Linked DNA regions of Homo sapiens: regions 2 and 3 are each linked to region 1. Evidence: read pairs that join two places in POLR2A ChIA-PET (ENCODE). Cell type or tissue: Panc1. All regions are shown on one strand. Region 1 has its middle 7.7 kb from the start of MIR3685. Region 2 overlaps USP44 (ubiquitin specific peptidase 44). Region 3 overlaps FGD6 (FYVE, RhoGEF and PH domain containing 6).

What was found. ChIA-PET counts read pairs that join two places held together with the same protein. Peaks named below come from ENCODE experiments on the same cell type or tissue, not always from the same donor. Only the 100,000 strongest peaks of a DNase experiment are listed, where the experiment ranks them.
Region 2: POLR2A ChIA-PET joins it to region 1 with 10 read pairs; 6 of 35 experiments call an interaction of 5 or more read pairs at or near these places.
Region 3: POLR2A ChIA-PET joins it to region 1 with 12 read pairs; 2 of 35 experiments call an interaction of 5 or more read pairs at or near these places.

The regions. Positions count from the first base shown.
Region 1 is chr12:95,313,616-95,321,615 of GRCh38, reverse strand. No RefSeq gene overlaps it. Among named protein-coding and RNA genes, the nearest start is that of MIR3685, 7.7 kb to the right of the region's middle. In Panc1, no CTCF peak of the experiment used is centred here; a DNase peak (open chromatin) is centred at 3,345; H3K27ac peaks cover 416 bases.
Region 2 is chr12:95,531,356-95,539,355 of GRCh38, reverse strand. It overlaps USP44 (ubiquitin specific peptidase 44), which reads left to right. Exons shown (of 6, transcript NM_032147.5): 2 at 5,030-6,527. The coding sequence starts at 5,100. Among named protein-coding and RNA genes, the nearest start is that of USP44, 16 kb to the left of the region's middle. In Panc1, CTCF peaks have their summits at 4,558 and 4,763 (motif pointing right); a DNase peak (open chromatin) is centred at 4,795; H3K27me3 peaks cover 293 bases.
Region 3 is chr12:95,127,142-95,135,141 of GRCh38, reverse strand. It overlaps FGD6 (FYVE, RhoGEF and PH domain containing 6), which reads left to right. Exons shown (of 21, transcript NM_018351.4): 8 at 316-403. Among named protein-coding and RNA genes, the nearest start is that of NR2C1, 58 kb to the right of the region's middle. RefSeq lists a silencer at 2,042-2,242. In Panc1, no CTCF peak of the experiment used is centred here; no DNase peak of the experiment used is centred here.

The DNA.
Region 1 (8,000 bases):
GTTTCTGCTTCAGATGCAGCCCATAAGAGATAAAGTCTGATTGGCCTCACTGATAAAGTGAGATATAATGTGAGCCTGATTTGACTCACCTGTGCAATCACATGCAAAATCACGTGTTTAGCCATGAGCTCTAGTTTGGAAAAGTCTTCATAGGTGCCTATCCTAATTCCATAGTGTAACATGAATAGAAAGGCATAGCTGTTGAGAGATCAATGACTTTGAAAGTTTGCTTCCTATTAGGTTGGTGCAAAGTAATTGCATACTTTTAATGGTAAAAACTGCAATTACTTTTGCGGCAACCTAATATAACACTGCTAGTTAGGAAGGTTGGGTGACACTTCCATTAGGGCTTTTACAGGGGAAAGTATTGAGAGTGAAATTGATTGCTCTTTATTCTTCTAAGTAAATTACCTTTTCTCCACTTTTTCCTGCATGATAACAGAGAGAGTGGCTAGAAAAATCAAGGAAATGTGGCCAGGCGCGTTGGCTCACATCTGTAATCCCAGCACTTTGGGAGGCAGAGGCAGGCAGATCATGAAGTCAGGAGATCAAGACCATTCTGGCTAACATGGTGAAACCCTGCCTCTACTAAAAAATCAGCAGGGCATGGTGGCATGCGCCTGTAGTCCCAGCTACTCAGGAGGCTGAGGCAGGAGAATCGCTTGAATGCAGGGGGCGGAGGTTGCAGTGAACCAAGATCGTGCCACTGCACTCCAGCCTGGGCAACAGAGACTCTGTCTCAAAGAAAAATCAAGTAATTGAAGCTTAGGACAGGGAGAATTCACACAAACAGAATATGCTTGAAAGCTAAACAGCAGTTTCACTTTTAACACCTTACCCAGTGAGAGCCGTACAAGATGGGCCACAGAAACATAAATACTTATAGCTATTTTTATGGGCCCCTAGTTCTCCTCTAAAAAACAAAATAAATACTGCATGGAGTTTAAGAAAAGAATTAATCTGTTCAGGCGTGGTGGCTCACGCCTGTAATCCCAGCACTTTGGGAGGCCAAGGCGGGCGGATCATGAGGTCAGGAGATGGAGACCATCCTGGCCAACAAGGTGAAACCCCATCTACACTAAAAATACAAAAATTAGCTGGGCGTGGTGTTGCATGCCTGTAATCCCAGCTACTCGGGAGGCTGAGGCAGGAGAATTTCTTGAACCCGGGAAGCAGAGGTTACAGTGAGCCAAGATCATGCCACTGCACTCCAGCCTGGCAACAGAGCAAGACTCTGTCTCAAAAAACAGAGTTTGTAAACAAAACAAAACAAAACAAAACAAAACAAAACAAAAAGAATTAATCTGAAGAAAACCAACTAATAATTAGACAATTACAAATAATTGAATTTTTCATTCTGTTTTCTTTCCAAGTCTAGTACCTCCTTCAGTGTGGCTTTGAACTCTTCAAAGTTCACTCTAAGTATGTGAGTCTGGTACCATGGAGACCAGTACAAATATCTAGAAGCAGGTGGTTTGGGCATGTCTGGTTTGAATCTGAGGAATTAGAATGCAGGTTCTCCTTGGCAAGGAGGCCTATCTTATAAAGCTGCATTGAGAGGTTTTTCTGTGACTGTATGGCAAGTCAACAGGGATGTGGTTATCAAAACAAGTTTAAGAACTTAGGGGTCAGTTATTGGTAAGAAACAGAGATTTCATCATGCTGAGCTTTGGGGAATGGTCACAGTGTTAAAGGGGGGCTGGATGGTCACAGAGAGAAGGGAAATGGAAGTCCTCTCTTAATGTGGATATACTTAGTAACTTCCCTCACCAAATCCCACCAGCCAAACATGGTATGTGAGCAGCCAGTCACCCTGTAGTCCCATTTCCAGTTTCTGCTTTTAGAGGCATGTTTGAACAGAGGCTTACATGTCTTCTACTTGGAGCCTTAAGAAAAAGCTTTTCGTAGACTGAGAGAAAAACCAGTACCTACCAAGGAAGTATGAAAATCTGATTGACATTGATGTCGTGATAGTTTTTTTTTTTTTTTTGAGACAGAGTCTAGCTCTGTCACCCAGGCTGGAGTGCAGCAGCATGATCTTGGGTTACTGCAACTGCTGCCTCCCAGGTTCAAGCGATTCTCCTGCTTCAGGCTCCCGAGTAGCTGGGATTGCAGGCATGCACCACCACGCCCAGCTAATTTTTATATTTTAGTACAGACGGGGTTTCACCATGTTGGCCAGGTTGGTCTTGAACTCCTGACCTCAGGCGATCTGCCCACATCTGCCTCCCAAAGTGCTGGGATTACAGGCATGAGCCACTGGGGGTGGCCATGATAGTTATTTTAAGATCAGGAATTCCCAGTGCACAGCTGTTCCTTATCCTTTATGTGACAGCTGTAATGGCTCTGTGCTTTAAAAGTTAACCTAGTTTAGTAGCCATTTTTAATTTTTAAAAATTTTTGTATATTTAGGGTGCACAAGTGCATATTTCTTGCATACCTATATTGCATAGTGGTGTAGTCTGGGCTTCCAGAAACCCCCAAGAATACTAAAATCTGAGGATGCTCAAGTCTCTGATATAAAATGGCATAGTATTTGCATATGCCTACACACATTCTCCCATATACTTTAAATAATCTCTAGATTACTTATAATACCTAACACAATGTAAATGTCATGTAAATAGTTGTATTGCATTTTTATTTGTATTATTACTTATTATTGATTGTTCTTTTTTTTCCAAATATTTTCCATCTGCAGTTTGTTGAATCCATGAATGTGGAACCTTAGATACTAAGGGCTGATAGTATTTTGAGGGAATGGGCGTCACACTCACATATGGAGCTCAATCTTTACGACTTTGACTAGTGATGATGGTGGTAAATGTAGTGAGGATGGTGTGTGTGTGTGTGTGTGTGTGTGTGTGCGTGTGTGTGTAGAAATGGGGGGTTAAATGGGTCCATTAGCAATGTTGAGCCCCTGGTCTATTTTTTAAAATAGGATATCACACAGGTAGATAGGGTGGGGAGTTGTCTCCTGTTTGTTTTTATATAAATGAGACTTTTAGGATTCTCAGGGGGGAGTGTTTTCGAGGTCTCTACTCTCTCTACTTAAAGACATGCACCTTTTCCAGTCCCTACTTAACTGAAAGAGTTGCTCTCTGGAAGCTTCTTGGGAAGTTTCATTGAGTTTCACTGAGGTTGAGTGGTGAGTACTTCAGAGCATTATAGAATCTGTTTGCTTTCATTTAGTCATTAGGTCAATATTTAGTCGCCACAGGCTAATATATTTTGTTTGAGAGAACAAATCAGGGAGTGTTTGCTTGGTTTGAGTTGTTTGGAAAAGTCTTTTAATTCCATTCAATTCAATTCCTGGAACAATGGTGTAACTGGTAGGGTTTAAACATTTAACCTCTCACTGCAGTCAACTAGATAAAGTAGGCCAGACTGGATCCCCCAACCAGATAAAAAGAAAACCTTTTCAGTTTACACAGTGCTTTTGCAATAGGATTCTCACATTAACCTGATGAGTAATAAGGAATTTAAACATTGAGGATGGCGGCATGGGGGAGTGATTCCAAAGAAATGAGCTGAATAGTTTTAATATGTAAGGGAACAACACAGAGAAATAAATTGCCCACTTGATTAACTTCTTGTTTTTTTGAGATGGAGTCTCACTCTGTCACCCAGGCTGGAGTGCAGTGGTGCAATCTCGGCTCACTGCAACCTCTGCCTACTGGGTTCAAGAGATTCTCCTGCCTCAGCTTCCTGAGTAGCTGGGATTACAGGCGCCCGCCACCATGGCTGGCTGACTTTTGTATTTTTAGTAGAGACAGGGTTTCACCATGTTGGCCAGGCTAGTCTCGAACTCCTGGCCTCAAGTGATCTGCCCGCCTCAGCCTCCTAAAGTGCTGGGATTACAGGTCTCAGCTACCATGCCCGGCCTTGATTAACTTCTTTTAGGGGTCCTGTGATTAAACTAAATGTGAACAGGGGAATTGTTATGTTGCCTGAAGTGGTAATTAGGATTCCCATGCATGTATGTGAGCATGTCTGTGAATGTATGTCTAGTACAAGGAAGGTCATTCCATAAATGCATGTTGAATTAAATATTCTATTTGTTACCATACATTATTAATAAACAAAATATTATAAAATCATAATAGCGCTTTTGGCTTTTCTAAACCATTCAGGTATTCTCTATAGAATTTCCTACTCTATTTTCAAAATCTATTCATTCCTAAGGTATCTTAGAATATGTAATAAATCAAAAACAAATATAGGCCAGGTGCGGTGGCTCATGTCTGTAATCCTGGCATTTTGGGAGACTGCGGTAGGCAAATCGCTTGAGCCCAGGAGTTTGAGACCAGCCTGGGCAATATGGCGAAACCCCATCTCTACAAAAAAATACAAAAATTAGCAGGGCCTGGTGGCACATGACTGTGGTCCCAGTTACTTGGGAGGCTGAGGTGGGAGGATCACCTGAGCCCAGGAAGGTTGAGGCTGCAGTGAACTGAGATTGTGCCACTGCACTCCAGGCTAAGTGACAGTGAGACTTTGTAAAAAAAAAAAAAAAAAAAGGAAAAGAAAGAGAAAATAAATGTAAACCTTAAAAAAAGAATAAACAGGAACCAGACAACAGGGTAAAAACCAGACTAAATAAACATGACTTACATCCTGCTCTGAAATGTGGCTTGCAAGGGCGAAAGTGATCAGGACCGGACATAGTTACTCTACCGAAGACATCTTTGCTTTGGTAGCTGTAGGAACCCAGCAAGAGCACCATGTTTTGTTTATTCACCAGTAGATGAAATCCTCAAACAGAACACTCATAACCCACTTAATGTGCGTTCTCATATCTGCAACCAAAGCAGAGGGAACAAAAAGCTCCATTGATACGTTCAATGATAATATATAAGCACTTGCTTCTTATGGCAACACTGAGGTTGGGTAAGTTGGTGAACATCGCAAGCTATGAGGAATACAGTGGCCCAGAAATTGGACCTGAAGAGAAAAGCACTACTAAAAATCAGGCAAGAACTTTCCATGAGAATAAAACTGCCGCCAATATTGTTGCCAGCATTTGATGTGTATTAATCTCATTTTATTATTGCAAACCTATAAGCCAAGTATCTGTAAAATGGGAATGTCCCACCTCACAGGTGCCTGTGGCTGGTGGGACCTGGTGTGCTGGAAGAACAACAGTGTTCATTCCAACAGTGTTGGAATAACAGAACAAGGCATGCAGTCAGAAAGGAGCCATGTACTGATCTTAATAATTAATGACTTACTATTATGCTTACTCTTCACTGTAACCTGTCAATGCCCTTGTGAAATAGGAATAATTGTTCTCAATAAGTGAGAGAACTGGAGCTATGGGAGGTGACCACAGAGATCAAGTGGTAAAAGACCAGACACTTTAACCCAGTTAAATCTAGTGTTCTCTCTGCTATGTCTCAGCAAAGTCCAACAGATTGTCTCATTTTGTAGCACCCTAAGAGCTGAAACAGCAGGAGATCTGGCTCTGGAGATCAGAAAGGGTCTAGCAACATTTCTTCATCCAGTATAATTTGGCGTCTGACCTGAACACCACTGTCTGACTTTTAGGTGTCATGTCTAAGTTTGCTTGTTTGCTTGTTTTTATCATCTTTGCAAGATTTGTGCTGTTGATCATGTGCTTCTTTAAACCCCTTCCTCCTCTGGCTTCTGTGTCACATGTCCTAATTTTATACTGCTGACCACTGGGTTTTATACTGTAAGTTTAGCCTGGATGATAGCTAACATTTATGGAGTTCTTCTTATGTGGGAGGCTCTGTCTCAATCCCTTTATCTGTATTAACATGTATTAATTTATTTAATCAACATAACAAGCCTATGAATCAGATAGCATTATTGTCCTGTTTGAAAAAGATAAGGAAACTCAGCAACAAAAGAAAAATAAATTGGACTTCCGCAAAATTAAAAACATTTGTGCATCAAAGAATACTGTCAAGATAGTGGAAACACAACCTACAGAATGGGAGAATTTGCAAAATCTGATAAGAGATTAATATCCAGAATATGTAAAGAACTATACAACTCAACAACAAGAAAAATAAACAACTGAATTCAAAAACAAGCAAAGGACCTGAACAGACATTTATTCAAAAAAGATATACAAATGGCCCCACCTTTCTTGATGTTATGGCAGCTTTTGACATGTTAGTCATGGCCTCTTTTATAACAAAATGTTATTCAGCTTCTAGGCCACCACTTCTGTCACCAACTGCTCCTTTTCAGTCTCCTTTGCAAGTTCCTTTTTGTCTCCTAACCTCTGAAATGTAGATTCCCCAAGGATGTCAGAGTTCTGACACAGTACTCCAACCTATGTTCATGACTTTGGTATTACCATTATTATTATTTTGAGAAAGAGTCTTGCTCTGTCGCTCTGGCTGGAGTGCAGTGGCGCAATCTCAGCTCACTGCAACCTCATCCTCCCAGGTTCAAACGATTCTCCTGCCTCAGCCTCCTGAGTAGCTGGGATTACAGGCATGCACCACCACACCTGGCTAATTTTTGTAATTTTTAGTAGAGGTGGGGTTTCACCATGTTGGCCAGGCTGATTTCGAACTCCTGACCTCAAATGATCCACCCACCTCAGCCTCCCAAAGTGCTGGTATTACAGGCGTGAGCCACCGCGCCTGGCCGAACTTGGGCTCTTATATCAAACTGCCTATTCAACATTTCCACCTGTTGATTAATAGCTATTTCGTACTGAACCTATCCAAAACCAGCTGCCTGTCCCATCTCAGAAAAGGACCTCTGTTCTTCCAGATTCTTAGACCAAACACCTTAGAATTATTTAGACTTCCCCTTTCTCAGACTAGATTCATTACATCAGCAAACCCTCTTGGCCTTACCTTCACCATATATCCAGAATTTGACCCTCCTCACAACCTTCACCACCAACCATCCTCCCTCACATAGATCACTGCAATAACCAACAGGTCTCCCTTCTCCCCATCCCTGTCAGACTTCCATGAAAAAGAATGCTTTTTAAACTTAATAATGCTTTTCAAACCTAAGTGAAATCATGTCAACTCCACTGCTTACAACCCTTCAGTGGCTTCCTATCTCATTAAGAGTAAAACCATATTCCATTCATTACAAGGTGCTCCTTGACCTTCCTAGCCCTGTTCTTACAGGGCTTTAGCCACTTACCTCTCACTACTTTTGGGAAACTCTTCTCTCTGTGGTATTTGCGGGGATGGTTCCCTCACTCCTTTCATGTCTGACCACCTTGTATAAAAAAGTATTCTCCATTCCCACATAGCCCTCATGTTCAGCTTTATTTTCTATACAGCATTTACCATCACCTGCCTCCCAATATATATTTATTGTCTAACTTTCCCCTCTAGTATTCAATGAGGGCAGAAACCTTGTTCCCTGCTCTGTCCTTAGCACCAAACACTCTGAGTGGCCATTATGGCTTTGGTTAATTTTTGTTTTTTTCGATATAGGGTCTCACTCTGTTGCTCAGACTGGAGTGCAGTGGCGTGCAATCAAGGCTCACTGCAGCCTTGACCTCTGGGCTCCGGTGATCTTCCCATCTCAGTTTCCCAGGTAGCTGGGACTACAGGTATGTGCCATCACACGTGACTGATTTTTTTTTTTGGTATTTTTTTGTAGAGATGGGCTTTTGCCATATTGTCCAGGCTGGTCTTGAACTTCTGGGCTCAAGTGATCTGCCTGCCTTGGCCTCCCAAAGTGCTGGGATTACAGGTGTAAGCTGCCATGCCAGGCTGGCTTTGGTTAATGTTGAAAAGGGTGTGTGTGTGTATGTGTGTGTGCACAAATTATAGGGCTTTTAATGAATGTAGATTTTGTGGTGAAAACCTTCAAAACATGACACCCATGGTGAGTATCATGGGTTCTTGGTTGTTAAAATGCTGAGAACCTCTAGGTTAGATTATTCCAGGTTTTGAAGTTCTACTAAAATTAAAACTCAATAAAACATCATCAGACTAAGCTATTCCTGCAAGAACTGAACACACAGCCCTGCCCCGGTTTCTCTAGGCGCC
Region 2 (8,000 bases), 220 kb before region 1:
TACTCAGGAGGCTGAGGCAGGAGAATGGTGTGAACCCAGGAGGCGGAGCTTGCAGTGAGCCTAGATCGCGCCACTGCACTCCAGCCTGGTTGACAGAGCAAGACTCCGTCTCAAAAAAAAAAACAAAAAAAAAAGCCATTTCATTGACAAGTCACACTGGTAAAAAAAGAAAAAAAAGCCATTTGATAGCTACTGATTTGAATTTGGAGTGTGAAACATTTTTTAAATGCATGAGAATTATAGCACAGATAGTTTTAATCCTTATAGATTTCATTTCAAGCATCCTATTTGTAAGGTGCTATTATATTGGTACAGGTAATATTTTGTCAGAATCTGCATGAGGGATATAAAAATGTTTTGTCAGGTAATACCTCTTTAAAATGAATATACTGCCAAAAATCATACATCCAATCTGCTGACGCCAGAGCGAATGCATAGCTTCACAGCGGTGGATTAGCAAATGAAAAGAGGTGCTCTGAACCCAGTAGAGGAATATAGGAAGTGTCAAGAAAATACTCCCATCCTCCTTTCTTTCCTCCAAGCTCTTAGATCTTTGTGTGATGAGACCCCTTTGGGGATACCCTAGTTACTGTCTGAGTTACTGGAGATCTCTAGGGACAGCAGCCTGGCTCTGCAGCTCCTGCTTTCCACGGTGCCCTTGCCTCTGTCGTCTACCCCTTACTGATTTCTTTCATAAGTAGACAGGGTAAGTGGGCCCCCTGAGCTAAAATATTAATCTCGTGATCCGTCATTCCACTATTCTGGTTTCACGTCTATTTTTAAAAAGATTTTATCTTTGAGAGACCCCCCCCTTTTAAAATGCAAATTCCCCTGGGAGAGGTCAGACCTTAGTTCTTAGCTAACATCTTGATTATCTGTTAGCACCTTAGTTGGGCTTAGTACACATTTGGCTGAGAAGAAGGAATCCCTGGCTAAAAGTGATCAACTAGAAGGAAACTAGCATTTATAATAATAATTTATTATTATTTTATTACTATTGGCAGCTAAGATGTACTCAGGGCCATATTATTAAGTGTCAGGAGTTGTTCTAAGTTAATTCCCTCAACAACCCTATTGGTATTATTACCACTGTTACTTTACAGATAAGAAAACTGAGGTATGTAGCACGTAATTTATGGTCACATAGTAAATCCTGTCAAGTGTTAAACTCGGGGATTTAGATTCCAGTGTGTGCTCGCTCACCGTTTTACTGTAATCCCTCTCTTCTACCATGATGTCTCAGATAGATGACATCTAATCAAGATTTCACCCTTTTCACAATTTTGTATCAAATAGAATGATGTGTTTAATTATAGATGCCACTTCCCTTTGAAGGTCAAGTACTTTGTTATTATCTAAATAGATTTTTTAGCAATAGCTTCAATGAAACAGGTACTTTTTTTGTATTCAAGGGAATTTATTTGCAGAGTAGAGAAAGGAGTAAAGAGGTTAGTGTACAATTTAGCACATACTTAACACTATCTGAGCTGTTTTTATTTAAAACATGTTATTTTTACAATTTTGAAAGTATAGATTAATAAAGAAAGTACAGTAATTTTCAGTCCCATTACCCAGAGGTAACCTCAGAATAAATGTATTCTCACCAGGCTTTTTCCTACTGATCCTTTTCTGAAAGTGTTAACTCATTCTACGTCTTTAAAATTTTGGAATGAAATGATCTTTTTTGCTGGCATTTCCTTCTTCACCTCTGCAAGGATGTTGAACTAATAATTATTTTCGGCCTGGCGTGGTGGCTCATGACTGTAATCCCAGCACTTTGGGAGGCCAAGGCAGGCAGGTCACGAGGTCGGGAGCTCAAGACTAGCCTGGCCAACATGGTGAAACCCCGTCTCTACTAAAAATACAAAAATTAGCTGGACATGGTGACGTGTGCCTGTAATCCCAGCTACTCGGGAGGCTAAGGCAGGAGAATCGCTTGAACCCAGGAGGTGGAGGTTGCAGTGAGCTAAGATAGCACCCCTGCACTCCAGCCTGGGCGACAGAGTGAGACTCTGTCTCAAAAAATAAAATAATATAAAAATTATTTTCTATGGTTTGCCAGAAACATGTTTAACTAAATTTTCTCTGTATTCATTTTATCATTTTGAATAAAAGGTAATACAGAGCCCTAGATCCTTCCCTTAACCTCCAAATTGAGTAAATTCTCTCAACTAATGTTTGTTAAGCACTAATTCTACCTCTGCCCCCTTCTTCAAAACTGCTATACTCCTGCAGCTTTAATTTCCTTATAATTTCTGGACTGCTAGTCTCTCTTAATCACTCGTCCCTTCTCCAGAGCTCTTTGTAATTCAGATCCCTCTGTAACCCACAGATCTGATCATATCATTCTCCTCTACAGATTTCTTCAGTGGCTCTGTGTTGCTCATAGGCCCTAGAAGCAAGCTTGGGGATGATTAGGGCAAGTAATTCTCTGAGTCCCAGGTACCAGCGAGTGGCCTTAGAAGGGGAGTTGCTGGTGTGTGCAGACTTCAGGTGGCCACATGCCCTTGGCCTTGCTGACTACACATTAATAGAGGAGGGTCACAGCAAGGATCCCCTAAAGTGGTTGTTTAGGTCTAGATGCAGACCATGCTACTGTGTGTTGAGAGTAGACTGTTGGTGGCAGTAAGGACAGAAGTGGAGAGACCATCTGGGAGCCTTACTGCAGTAATCCCGGTAAGACTTGATTGTAGCTTGGATCAGGCTGGTGGCAGTAGAGGCACTAAGTAAGTCAGATTCTCAGTATATTTTGGAGGTAGAGTCAATCATTTTTCCTGAAGGATTGATTTAGAGAGAGAGAGTCAAGGATGACTCTAAGGTTTCTTGCCTCAGTACAGAAAGATATGGGATAGTGGAATATATAAATCACTGATGTCTCAATTCTGCCATTAGCAACTATTGTCAAATCCTAGGTGTTCTAATAAAGTACCATATTTGACCAGATTTTAAACCTCTGGAAATTTTTAGAGAGAGGAGTAAATTTAAAATGTGCACTTAAAACGTGTGAAATGGGGGCTGGGCACGGTGGCTCACGCTTGTAATCCTAGCACTTTGGGAGGGTTAGGCGGGTAGATCACTTGAGGCCAGGAGTTCAAGACCAGCCTGGGCAACATGGTGAAACTATGTCTGTACCAAAAATACAAAAATTAGCCAGGCGTAATGGCACATGCCTGTGGTCTCAGCTACTGGGGATGCTGAGGTGCGAGAATCGCTGGAACCTGGGAGGTGGAGGTTGCAGTGAGCTGAGACTGCACCACTGCAGTCCAGCTTAGGTGACAGAACAAGACCCTATCTCAAAAAAAAAAAAAAAAAAAAAGGAAAAAAAAGGAAAGAAAGAAACATGTGAACATGTGAGATTTGGGACTGGTCAGTACCTGATACCTAAAAATTAAGGAACGAATATGAGATTTTACAAAAAGAGGTGGGAAGGAACCAAAAATCAACTGCTTTTGCAGTTTTCTTAAGGCCTGGAGGTGGCACTTGCAGGTACCGTTGAAATTCACAGTTTCAACTGCCCTAAAAATTTAATGCCTTGGTCATGATACATAGGGTGTTTTTAGTGTTCCGTAACTAGGTCTCCACCCAAACCCTGAAATTTGTCTTTGATTTGTATTAAATCAATGAAAAAAGTGTTTGTGATCACGGCTTTTTAAATAAGATTTCTGTTCATTACATGTAAATAACTTACAGCAGAAGTGTTCCTGACTTTAACTGATAAAGGAACAAGTTCTGTGTCAAAAATCACATAAGCTTTTTTAAAAAAATAAGCTTATAATTTCAGATAGGTTTAGGCCTGCTAGAATGTAATAAAAGCTTATTGCCACCCACTTCATATTCTTCCTTTTTTTCTCTTTATTTCCTTGTATGTTTCTGAGAATATTCAAATACAAAAGCACATTCTCCTCTTCTGTCTTTCTCTTTCCCTAAAGCCAACTGTCAAGTCTGTTCGGCCTCAGAGTATGTTATAGAGCCATGAATTAAAGGTAATTATTGATTTACCAAATGGAAAAAAATAAGTTTAATGGTAATATGATTTATTTAAATAGGGTAATAAGATTCGTTCACTATAGATACAATTAAAACTACCATTTACCATGTGTCAGATAAATATTATCTCTCAGTTCTTCAACAACTCAATTGAAGTTGGTATGATTTTCCCTCTTTTACAGATGGTTTAGAGAAGTTAAAACATTTGCTCAAAATCATACATTTAACAGTGTGTGGCAAAGGTACAATTCAAACCTATGTTTTTCTGCCTTAAAACTCACCTTTTCATCTTTGATTATGTTTTATTAACTCCACATAAGGCTCATAATGTTTATAAATATTAGTGAGATATATTTGGGTCTTGCCAACCCCTGTCATTAAGAAAAGGGGCCAGGCACAGTGGTTCACGCCTGTAATCCCAGCACTTTGGGAGGCCAAGGCGGGTAGATGACCCGAGCTCAGGAGTTCAAGACCAGCCTGGGCAACATGACGAAACCTTGTCTCTAGTAAAAATACGAAAAACAGATTAGCTGAATGTGGTGGTGCACTCCTATAATCCCAGCTACCCGGGAGGCTGAGGCACAGCAATCACGTGAGCCCAGGAGGCAGGGGTTGCAGTGAGCTGAGATCGCACCACTGCACTCCAGCCTGGGCCACAGAGCAAGACTCTGTCTCAAAAAAAAAAAAAAAAGGGAATGCAGTTTTGGAAACTGCCCTCAGACTACTGGGTAAAAAAGGATAGATCTTAAGCTATTTCAGTGGAAAGTGATTACTACCCATTTTTCACCACTAGATGGTGGCAGAAAGTTAAAAACAAAAGCTAAAGGCGCCTCATTAGAGAAAGTGAAGTGTCTGTGCTTTCAGAGCAAGGTGGATGTGAGGTTAGGGAAGTTTAGAGAAAGGGAAATGGGAGAACTGCCAATGGTATTATGATAAGCAGCCTAGAAATTGGGAGCAGAGGACACAAATCTTTATTATTCTTGGGAAAAAATATGAAAAATATTAGCATCTTGTTATTAACACTTGACATTGTTCTGTTTAGTTTTCAGATGCTTCAAGTGTTGTGAACAGAGACTTGTTTGGATTATGCATTTCTCAGCTAGACTAAATAAATGCTAGCAATGGATACGTGCAAACATGTTGGGCAGCTGCAGCTTGCTCAAGACCATTCCAGCCTCAACCCTCAGAAATGGCACTGTGTGGACTGCAACACGACCGAGTCCATTTGGGCTTGCCTTAGCTGCTCCCATGTTGCCTGTGGAAGATATATTGAAGAGCATGCACTCAAGCACTTTCAAGAAAGCAGTCATCCTGTTGCATTGGAGGTGAATGAGATGTACGTTTTTTGTTACCTTTGTGATGATTATGTTCTGAATGATAACACAACTGGAGACCTGAAGTTACTACGACGTACATTAAGTGCCATCAAAAGTCAAAATTATCACTGCACAACTCGTAGTGGGAGGTTTTTACGGTCCATGGGTACAGGTGATGATTCTTATTTCTTACATGACGGTGCCCAATCTCTGCTTCAAAGTGAAGATCAACTGTATACTGCTCTTTGGCACAGGAGAAGGATACTAATGGGTAAAATCTTTCGAACATGGTTTGAACAATCACCCATTGGAAGAAAAAAGCAAGAAGAACCATTTCAGGAAAAAATAGTAGTAAAAAGAGAAGTAAAGAAAAGACGGCAGGAATTGGAGTATCAAGTTAAAGCAGAATTGGAAAGTATGCCTCCAAGAAAGAGTTTACGTTTACAAGGGCTCGCTCAGTCGACCATAATAGAAATAGTTTCTGTTCAGGTGCCAGCACAAACGCCAGCATCACCAGCAAAAGATAAAGTACTCTCTACCTCAGAAAATGAAATATCTCAAAAAGTCAGTGACTCCTCAGTTAAACGAAGGCCAATAGTAACTCCTGGTGTAACAGGATTGAGAAATTTGGGAAATACTTGCTATATGAATTCTGTTCTTCAGGTGTTGAGTCATTTACTTATTTTTCGACAATGTTTTTTAAAGCTTGATCTGAACCAATGGCTGGCTATGACTGCTAGCGAGAAGACAAGATCTTGTAAGCATCCACCAGTCACAGATACAGTAGTATATCAAATGAATGAATGTCAGGAAAAAGATACAGGTTTTGTTTGCTCCAGACAATCAAGTCTGTCATCAGGACTAAGTGGTGGAGCATCAAAAGGTAGAAAGATGGAACTTATTCAGCCAAAGGAGCCAACTTCACAGTACATTTCTCTTTGTCATGAATTGCATACTTTGTTCCAAGTCATGTGGTCTGGAAAGTGGGCGTTGGTCTCACCATTTGCTATGCTACACTCAGTGTGGAGACTCATTCCTGCCTTTCGTGGTTACGCCCAACAAGACGCTCAGGAATTTCTTTGTGAACTTTTAGATAAAATACAACGTGAATTAGAGACAACTGGTACCAGTTTACCAGCTCTTATCCCCACTTCTCAAAGGAAACTCATCAAACAAGTTCTGAATGTTGTAAATAACATTTTTCATGGACAACTTCTTAGTCAGGTATGGATTTTTAAGAATCTTATTTTCATCATTGGGAGTTCATAAAGTGTAGCCTATAAAAAGGCATATTCTATGTACATCTAGTGTGTTGAGCTAGTACCATTTTCAGGTCAAAATAGATTGTTTTTATAAATATGTATAGAGAAATCAGCTCACTCAATTCCTTCTTTCATGAATCATTGGAAGTAGTTTTACATCTATGGTAGCAAAAGCTTTTGGAGGGAGGGAGAAATCAGGAGACGGAGCTCTCTAGGTTACCAATATTACATTCATTATCTGAGGGATTGAGAAGAGGAGGGTTTAATCCCAGAGGGAACGGATTTAAAGATGCTGCTATTCTCGGGATGAAAATGGTGCACATGGCCGGGCGTGGGGGCTCACACCTATAATCCCAGCACTTTGGGAAGCCAAGGCGGGTAGATCAGCTGAAGTCAGGAGTTCAAGACCAGCCTGACCAACATGGTGTAACCCCATCTCTACTAAAAATACAAAAGCTAGCTGAGTGTGGTGGCAGACGCCTGTAATCTCAGCTACTTGGGAGGCTGAGTCAGGAGAATCGCTTGAACCCAGGAGGTGGAGGTTGCAATGAGCTGAAATCACACCACTGCACTCCAGCCTGGGTGACAGAGCGAGACTCCGTCTCAAAAAAAAAAAAAAAAAACCCAAAGAAAGAAAGAAAATGGTGCACACTTGAGCAATTTCAGGGACCAAGGAGTAGCCCTGGAGGACTTCCTATAAAATCAAAGGGTCATGGTCTGAGAGCTTTAACAAGTAGGTAGGGAAATTTTAAGGTAAACAAATGTGATTTCATCTAGAATAATCTTATATGATTTTCCTTTATTTTAATTACTACTCAAAAGTTTCCTTTGTCATGATAAGGTGGACTATAAAACCAGAATCTTCGAAGTAAAGGTTCTCTATACTGAGTGGACTTATTGGTGAACTGTTAATAGACATAAGGTTCTCTACTTTCCCATAACACACAAATTTAAACAAAATTTTTTTTATAACTGAGGCTATTAGGCTTTTAGGTCATTTCCTTCCCCCTGCACACCTGCCTCTGTTCTTCAGTTCAACTTGCATTGTAATAAGGCCATCTTTTGTTTTTATAGCATACTTTCCTAAAATGTTGTTTAAGTATTTCAGATGTAATTCTTCTTAAGGAATATCTATGAAGTTTATTTTTCAGTGTTTCAGAAATGCAAAGATTTTGTGTCAATTAGCAAATAAGAATTGTACTGCAATTTTACTTCTCCATCTTTCTCTGTCATTTCCTTTTTATGCAAAAGTTTTAAAATACACTGTTACAGAGTGCAACATATAGTTGCAGGAAACCTATATAATATAGGAAATCTATATAGAAGGAAAGAAAAATCATTCTCTAATCCTATAACCCCACAATCCATTGGTAAAACTATTTATATTTTGGTATATTTTCTAGTCTTTTTTTCTCCTGCACATGTATAAATATTT
Region 3 (8,000 bases), 190 kb after region 1:
GAGTAGGGTGGGCTCTAACTAGCCTAGGACACAGACTGTGGCTACCACGCTCTTTGAGAGGGTTGTTAACAAGTTTTTCCTAGGAGCAAATGGTTTCAGGGACTGCCTACAGGAAAGGGTGGAGGTTGGTGGTCAGTCTGGCTGGGGTTCACTCTCAGTGTATCTAACAGCTGTACCTTAAAATAAAAGGGAGCCTCTCTACGAATCTCCTTCCAGAGTTGCTTGATGTTTAAAGTTTGGCTTCCTGAGCACTTGAATCTGGGTCCCTTGCTTCTTAGAAAACACTGTGTTAATTTAGATGCCTTCTCCTTTCAGATGAGCCCTCGCTGTGCTAATCTGGCCCTCAAGCACTACCTGCTCAAGCCGGTTCAGAGGATCCCCCAGTACAGGCTGTTGCTGACAGGTGGGCTTCTCCAGCATTTTGCCAACCACCCAGTTGGTTTATCCATCAGCCAACTCTTCTTGCCTTTATGAAACTCGGGTGCCTCTCTTTGTATATCACCCCCGTCACCACGTTGCCTAATACGTGGATTTGTAGATTGCTTATATACTTTACATATACGTTGCCTGAACTGAACGGCTTTCGGTTCTTTGATCATCCATCCATGTGTGCATTTTCACCTCAGGGCATTCATACATGTAGCTGCTTTTTAATTCAGAACATCTTTGACCATCCCAAGCCCATACCCGTGCATCATTTCACCTGGCTAATATTATTAATTCCAAGAAGGTACGTTCCCCAACTACTCGAGAGTGGAGTTTAGAGGGTCACTCCCACATATTTATATAGCATTATCATAGCCCTAGTTACTTGCCTCAGAAGGTTGTTATAAGGTTTGATTAATGAGCTAAATGTGGACAGTGCTTAGAATAGTACCGTAGCTGGGTGCAGTGGACACGCCTGTAGTCCCAGCTACTGGAGAGGCTGAGGCGGGAGGATCTTTGAGCCCAGGAGTTTGAGACTATCCTGGGAAACATAGACCCCTGTCTAAAAAAAACAGGAATAATGCTTTAATTATAACAAGTTCTACATAAGTATTAGCTTTTACTATTATTAGTAATAGTAGTATTCTTATCCTGATAGTTATTTCCTTATGATAATAGTCTATCTTCTACTAGACTGTAAGCTTCAAGATTATAGAGCTATGTCTGTTTAGTAAGGAAAAAAGAAGGAAAGAAAAAAGCAAAAACACTGTGTTTGAGTGAAGGAACTTGCTGTAATCAGGCCTTTATATTCACTGGCTCTTTAAATCCTCACCATAGCCTTGCAAATATCAGTTTTATCTTCACAGATGAGATAACAGGCTTATTGAAATTAAGTGGTTTGGCATCACAAAAAGGCTAGTGTAGTCTCAGTACCAAACATAGTTACCCAACACCTACTACTAGGGTCTCTGGAATATTTGCTGAACTGTATTGGATGTACAGTGACTTAATATGCATATATAATACGCATTAAAATTGTATCAAAATGGACAAGAACGTCAAAATGTGGCCACAACCGTAAAGTCAATGTGTTCTATAAGTAAATTTGGAGGTACTGGGTTTCTGTTACTCTCCTTAAGAAATGGTGTCCATGCTTTTCTTCTTAACTTCACTCTCTTAAGCCAAGAGCTATATTGGAGATAATAGGTGAATCCTGAAAAACCAGGATTTCCTCATTTCTCTTTAGGGAAAAGGCTTCAGCACTTCAAAGCTTGCCTAGTGACAGACTGCTCACGAGGAAGACCTACCTTTTAGCCCCAGGACAGGCTGGAGTGCAGTGGCGCCATCTTGGCTCACTGCAGCCTCCATCTCCCAGGTTCAAGCGATTCTCCTGCCTCAGCCTCCTGTGTAGCTGGGATTACAGGTGTGCACCACCATGCCCGGCTAATTTTTGTATTTTTAGTAGAGGCGGGGTTTCACCATGTTGGCCAGGTTGGTCTCAAACTCCTGACCTCAAGTGATCTGCCGACCTTGGCCTCCCAAAGTGCTGAGATTATAGGCGTGAGCCACCACAACTGGCCCTTAATTTAAATTTCTAAGGATGAATCAGGCACTAGGTTTCTGTCTGGAATGACATAAAGCCAACTGAATAATTTAAGGATATCCTGTCCCTCTGTACTTTCTTACTTCTGCTTTTGGCAGAGATTTAGAATACACAGGACAAAGGGAAGTACTGATACACATGTTGTGTTTTTGCTAGATAAACTCAGTGCTTCTCATAAACCAGCTATTGAATGGCATAGGCTCTTTCCATAGCTGTCAAATGAAGTACTGTTTTTAGTGGCAAAAGACAGCTGTAGTTTCAAATGGGAGGGGAATGGAACAAGAATCTGAAAATTTAGTGCAAAGATTAATTTTTACATATTATTTATTTATTTATTTGTTTATTTATTTATTTATTTATTTGAGACGGAATCTTGCTCAGTTGCCAGGCTGGAGTGCAGTGGTGCAATCTCAGCTCACTGCAAACTCCGCCTCCTGGATTCAAGAGATTCTCCTGCCTCAGCCTCCCGAGTAGCTGGGACTACAGGCGTATGCCACCACGCCCAGCTAATTTTTTGTATTTTTAGTAGAGACGGGGTTTCAACATGTTGGCCAGGATGGTCTTGATCTCTTGACCTTGTGATCCGCCTGCCTTGGCCTCCCAAAGTGCTGGGATTACAAGCATGAGCCACGGTGCCCGGCCATATTATTTATTTTATTTTACACACTACGACTGTTCTAAGTAGTAAAAAGTCTACATATGTTAAATTTAGGTTTCATGCTTAGTTTGTTTTTTATTGAGAAAGTGTGAAATGACAAAAGCAGGTTTTAAAAAACTCTCTTTACTAAAATAGATTTTAACTAGGTGTAGTGGCTTATGCCTATAACCCAGCAACTCAGGAGGCTGAGCCGGGAGGATTGCTTGAGCCCGGGAATTTGAGGCTACAGTGAGCCATGGTCATGCTACTGCACTTCAGCCCGGGTGACAGTGAGAATTCCGTCTCTTAAACAAAAGAAGAAGAATTTTGTTTTATAATACCAACATCATGTGAGCTTGGAGTTATTTTTAGTTTGAGCTACCTCTTACTTAATCTTAGATTGGGAAATCTTTTCTGTTATTTATTTATTTATTTATGAGATGAAATCTTGCCTGTTACCCAGGCTGTAGTGCAGTGGCACAATCTCAGCTCACTGCAACCTCCGCCTACCAGGTTCAAGTTATCCTCCCTCCTCAGCCTCCCAAGTAGCTGGGATTACAGGCACCTGCCACCATACCTGGCTAATTTTTGTATTTTTAGTAGGGATATGGTTTTGCTGTGTTGGCCAGCCTGGTCTCAAACTTCTGACCTCAGATGATCTGCCCACCTCGGCTTTTCCATTCGTTAATTGTTGCACAATACCTTATATATAATAGGCCCTCGATACTGGTGGATTTGGGAAGGGGGAAAAGTGATGAATGGCTTATTCAAGGCCACGAAATCAGGACTAAAATTAAAGAACGTAGTAGACTTTGTATTCTTCATCCTATGCCTTTTCTTCCATTGCTTAAAATTCTTTCCTTCCCCTAAGCCTGACCTGAAGTCAGGTCAGAAGTCCATTCTCTTTGTAGCCATCTCTGATTGCTTCAGTTCTCCAACCTTGAGTTCAGGGAGTGTGTCTTATATCTATAATTTAGTGGCCTCCAAAATATCTGGGTCAGTTTTGGATATGTTGAAGCTGTTCAGGAAGTAATTTAGATTGGTTTTAAGCTAGGTTTAAAACATCTCACCAGGTGTGGTGTCTCACGCCTGTAATCCCAACACTTTGGGAGGCTGAGGCGGGCAGATCACCTGAGGTCAGGAGTTCGAGACCAGCCTGACCAACATGGAGAAACCCCATCTCTACTAAAAATACAAAAATCAGCCAGGCATGGTGGCACATGCCCATAATCCCAGCTACTCAGGAGGCTGAGGCAGAATTGTTTGAACCCGAGAGGCAGAGGTTGTGGTGAGCTGAGATCGCACCATTGCACTCTAGCCTAGCCAGGAAGAGCAACCTCCCTCTCAAAAAAAAAAAAAAAAAAAAACTCTTTAGCCAAAATGTTTTTTGTCCAAAGAATGACATTGAGACAACATTTATATTAGAGATGATATCTTCTCCTAAAAAGAAAGGCACAAGCACAAAGGTGAAATGTCCTCCCAAGGCTACACAGCTTTAATTGAAGCACCTATGTTCCTATAATCCTAAGGACATTCCTATAACCTTGCAGGTCAATACTAAAGATTTGCTTTTTTATTTTTATTTTTGTATTTAAGTGATCCATCCTGTTAACTGATGCTTTTTATTTTTATTTAAAATTCTGATTTTCCAGTACTCATTTTTGTGATGTTCTGATTACTCTTTACTTTGCAAGACATATCTACTGTTGCTGTGAAAGTACTGCTGTCTAGGCACTGAGATTTTTTTTTTTAAATTTTATGTAAAAACAGGGTTTCCCCATGTTGCCCAGGCTGGTCTCGAACTCCTGGGGTCAAGTGATCCTCCTGCCTTGGCCTCCCAAAGTGCTGGCATCACAGGCCTGAGCCACTGGGCCCAGTCTGAGATTTTTTAAAGTTGGATTTTAAGTCTTAAATTTGCATCTTTCAAACATGTTAATTACTTTGGATAATAAAGCTCAAATGATTTAATCCTCCAACAACTTTGTGAGGTTAAGTACTTTTATTTCCATTTTGGAGTTTGGATTGATTCCAAATGCACAAAATATACAAGAGCAGGCAGGAGTGGTACTTCATTCATTTGAGGCAACTCCTGGCAACTTTGCTGTTTTAAGTTTCAGGCTGAGAAGGGGAAGGAGTCCTGCCTGATTCAATGTAAGTAGGTTTGTGCCTCCCACTGAGATATGCATAGATGATAAGATAAGATGGTTTCTTCTGGAATCCTTTTAGAAAAGATCAGCGGAAATCCCCAGATAGAGCAGTCTGTCACTGCTGTTCAAATAACCATGGTATTGTCTTCCAGTGTTTTCTTTTCTGGACTTACTTTGGGTTTCTATAGGGTATTCTATTTGGGCAATCTCTTCCTGCATGGTAGTAAAACACTTACACCTACATTCTTGTTAGTATTTTTTTAAGATCAGTTCAAACCGGATCTAAAAGAATGCATATAGTTGTATAACAAAATCAGTGATTTATATAATTTAAGCCTAAATATTTATAAATTTTGGCTGGGCATGATGGCTCACGCCTGTAATCCCAACACTTTGGGAAGCTGAGGTGGGCAGATTGCTTGAGCTCAGAAGTTCGAGACCAGCCTGGCCGACATGGTGAAACCCTGTCTCTACAAAAAAAAACAAAAATTAGCTGGGCGTGGTAGCATGCGCCTATAATCCCAGCTACTCAGGAGGCTAAGGCAGGAGAATCACTTGAACCTGGGAGGTGGACGTTGCAGTGAGCTGAGATCGTACCACTGCACTCCAGCCTGGGTGACAGAGCAAGACTCTGTCTCAGAAAAAACAAACAAACAAAACTTGTAAATTTTACTCAAGGCCAGTTTATCAGGCTGGATCCTGTTTGAAGTTGGGAAGAATGGGAAGAAAACAGACTTATCTGTTTTCTTAACTTGTAGTTATCAGAGCAGCCTTAACTTTTACTTATCTTCTTCTTTCTCATCTCTTCCGGGTAGAGACCATCTTTATTATCCTATCCCAGTGTCAGGCATAGATCCTGGAACACATCAGAGACTCAGTCAACTGACAGGTGTAATTAGGGAAAGGGAGAGTTGCTCTTTTTTATAAGATTGAGAATCCCCATGCGGTAGCAGCAATGAATGTTGGATGGATGGATGGATGGATGGATGGATGGATGGATGGATGGATGGATGGATGCATGCATGCATGCATGGATGCATGGATGCATAGATGCATGGACGGATGGATTAATAAATGTTTAAAAGCATTCTTTCAGTCATCCAGTCACAAAATTATGGAAAGGACTGAAATCCTTCCCTTTTCTCTTTCCTCCCTGTAGGATCTGCCAGCAAATTTTCCTCCACCTCTAGTTTCTGCTCCTTCTATTTCTCTGTTAGGCTCCAGGCCAGGCCCTTCTAAACTCACGCCATTTTATAGCAATATCTTGCTGGTGGTCATGCTACCTCTTATCACCCCTCCATGTAGCCTAGCACAGTTACTGCCTAATTTCTCTTCCAAGGACACACTTTCATTCTGTTTATTAGAAAAGTTGAAAACCCACTTATTCATAGTATAAAGACCAGTTTATAACCCAGAATTACCTGAACCTTCTTTTCCTTTAGTCTAGCTATAGTAGGTTTCTTGCTGTCTCCTGAAAGCTGTCCTTCAAAACCAGATTCTCTCCTCCATTAATTACTCCACCAACAAATATTTATATAAGTTGGCCCTGAGCTGGACACCCATATACACTGGCAGACAACCCAGTGGTGGCCCCTGCCCTGATGGGGCTTACAGTCTTCCTCTTTGAGGTCATGCCCAATCACTTAGGCCCCCACTGAGCCTTCTCCTTCTCAATTCCTAAAAATTGTATTGATCTTGCCCTTTGTCTTGTGACTAAATCTTTTAGTTGTTTAATTATACCATGGATCTGTGCCTTATCTTCTCCACTAGATTGTAAACCCCTTGAAGTCAGAGGCAGGGCTGGGCATGGTGGCTCGTGCCTGTAATCCCAGCACTGAGTTGGGAGGATCGCTTGAGCCCAGGAGTTTGAAACCTGCCTAGTCAACATAGTGAGACCCTGTCTCTACAAAAGAAAAATTTAAAAATTAGCTGGGTGTGGTGGCACACACCGGTCATCCCAGCTACTGAGGAAGCTGAGGCAGGATGATCACTTGAGCCCAAGAGTTCAAGGCTGCAATCAGCCATGATCGTGCCTGTTGTACTTCACCCTGGGCGACACAGCAGGACCCCCATCTCAAAAAAATAAAGTCAGAGGCAGACTTCAGTGCAAGTAGCAGTCACAAAAGATACTCACTCAGTTTGAGAAAGTATATTCTGGTGATGTGTTATTTTTGTAAGGGCCACTTTTTGTCTTTGAAGGGATCTTTTGTGCATACAAAAATATTTAAGGATTATGAAAAAACTAAGTCTTTTTTCATCTTCTACCATCCAGAGATGGCTATCACATATCCTTTTAGTTTTTTTCCATCTACCTGTGCTATATGTTGTATAATTTGTTTTTCAGAAAAAAGCCTTTCATTTGTGGAAGGTTATTACATTAGTGTTGAAACAAGTTAAATCAGTAAGGATCCTGATAGAGAAAATATAAGATACAGGAATTTTAAAATTCCTCTGATAAGTCTTTTCCACTTATGTAGTTAGAAAAAAATAGTCCTTTGATTAAATGTGGATCAGGTGGTTTCTTTGATCTTGTTCAAAATATTTATGTTATATAAAAGGCTACTTTAACAACATATTATATTACTTTTTCTCGTTGTCTTTGCCTTTAGGATGATATTAACTGCCTCTAGGTTTTAGAAATCTAGGATTTCTCATGTTGGTAGAAAATGAGATATTTAAAACATCTGTTATAGTGTTCTGAAGCTATAAATTTGAGCTATGTACAGGCTAACAAGCGCATATAAAAAAGATCACAATTAAATTAATAGATGACTTTTTTTCTTTTGAGATGGAGTCTAACTCTGTTGCCCAGGCTGGAGTGCAGTGGCACGATCTTGGCTCACTACAACCTCCACCTCCTGGGTTCAAGTGATTCTTCTGCCTCAACCGCCCGAGTAGCTGGGACTACAGGCACGTGCCACCATGCCCAGCTAATTTTTGTATTTTTAGTAGAGACGGGGTTTCACCATATTGGCCAGGCTGGTCTGGAACTCCTGACCTCGTGATCCACTTGCCTCGGCCTCCCTAACTGCTGGGATTACAGGCGTGAGCCACCACGCCCAGCCGCTAATAGATGACTCTTTTTTAAAAACCCTTACGGAAAACTTCTGTTTAGCAAGTATTTATTTTAAAACCTAGGGTTAATTGTATGTATCAAAGTTATTTTAACACTTTCTCTAAGGCAGAA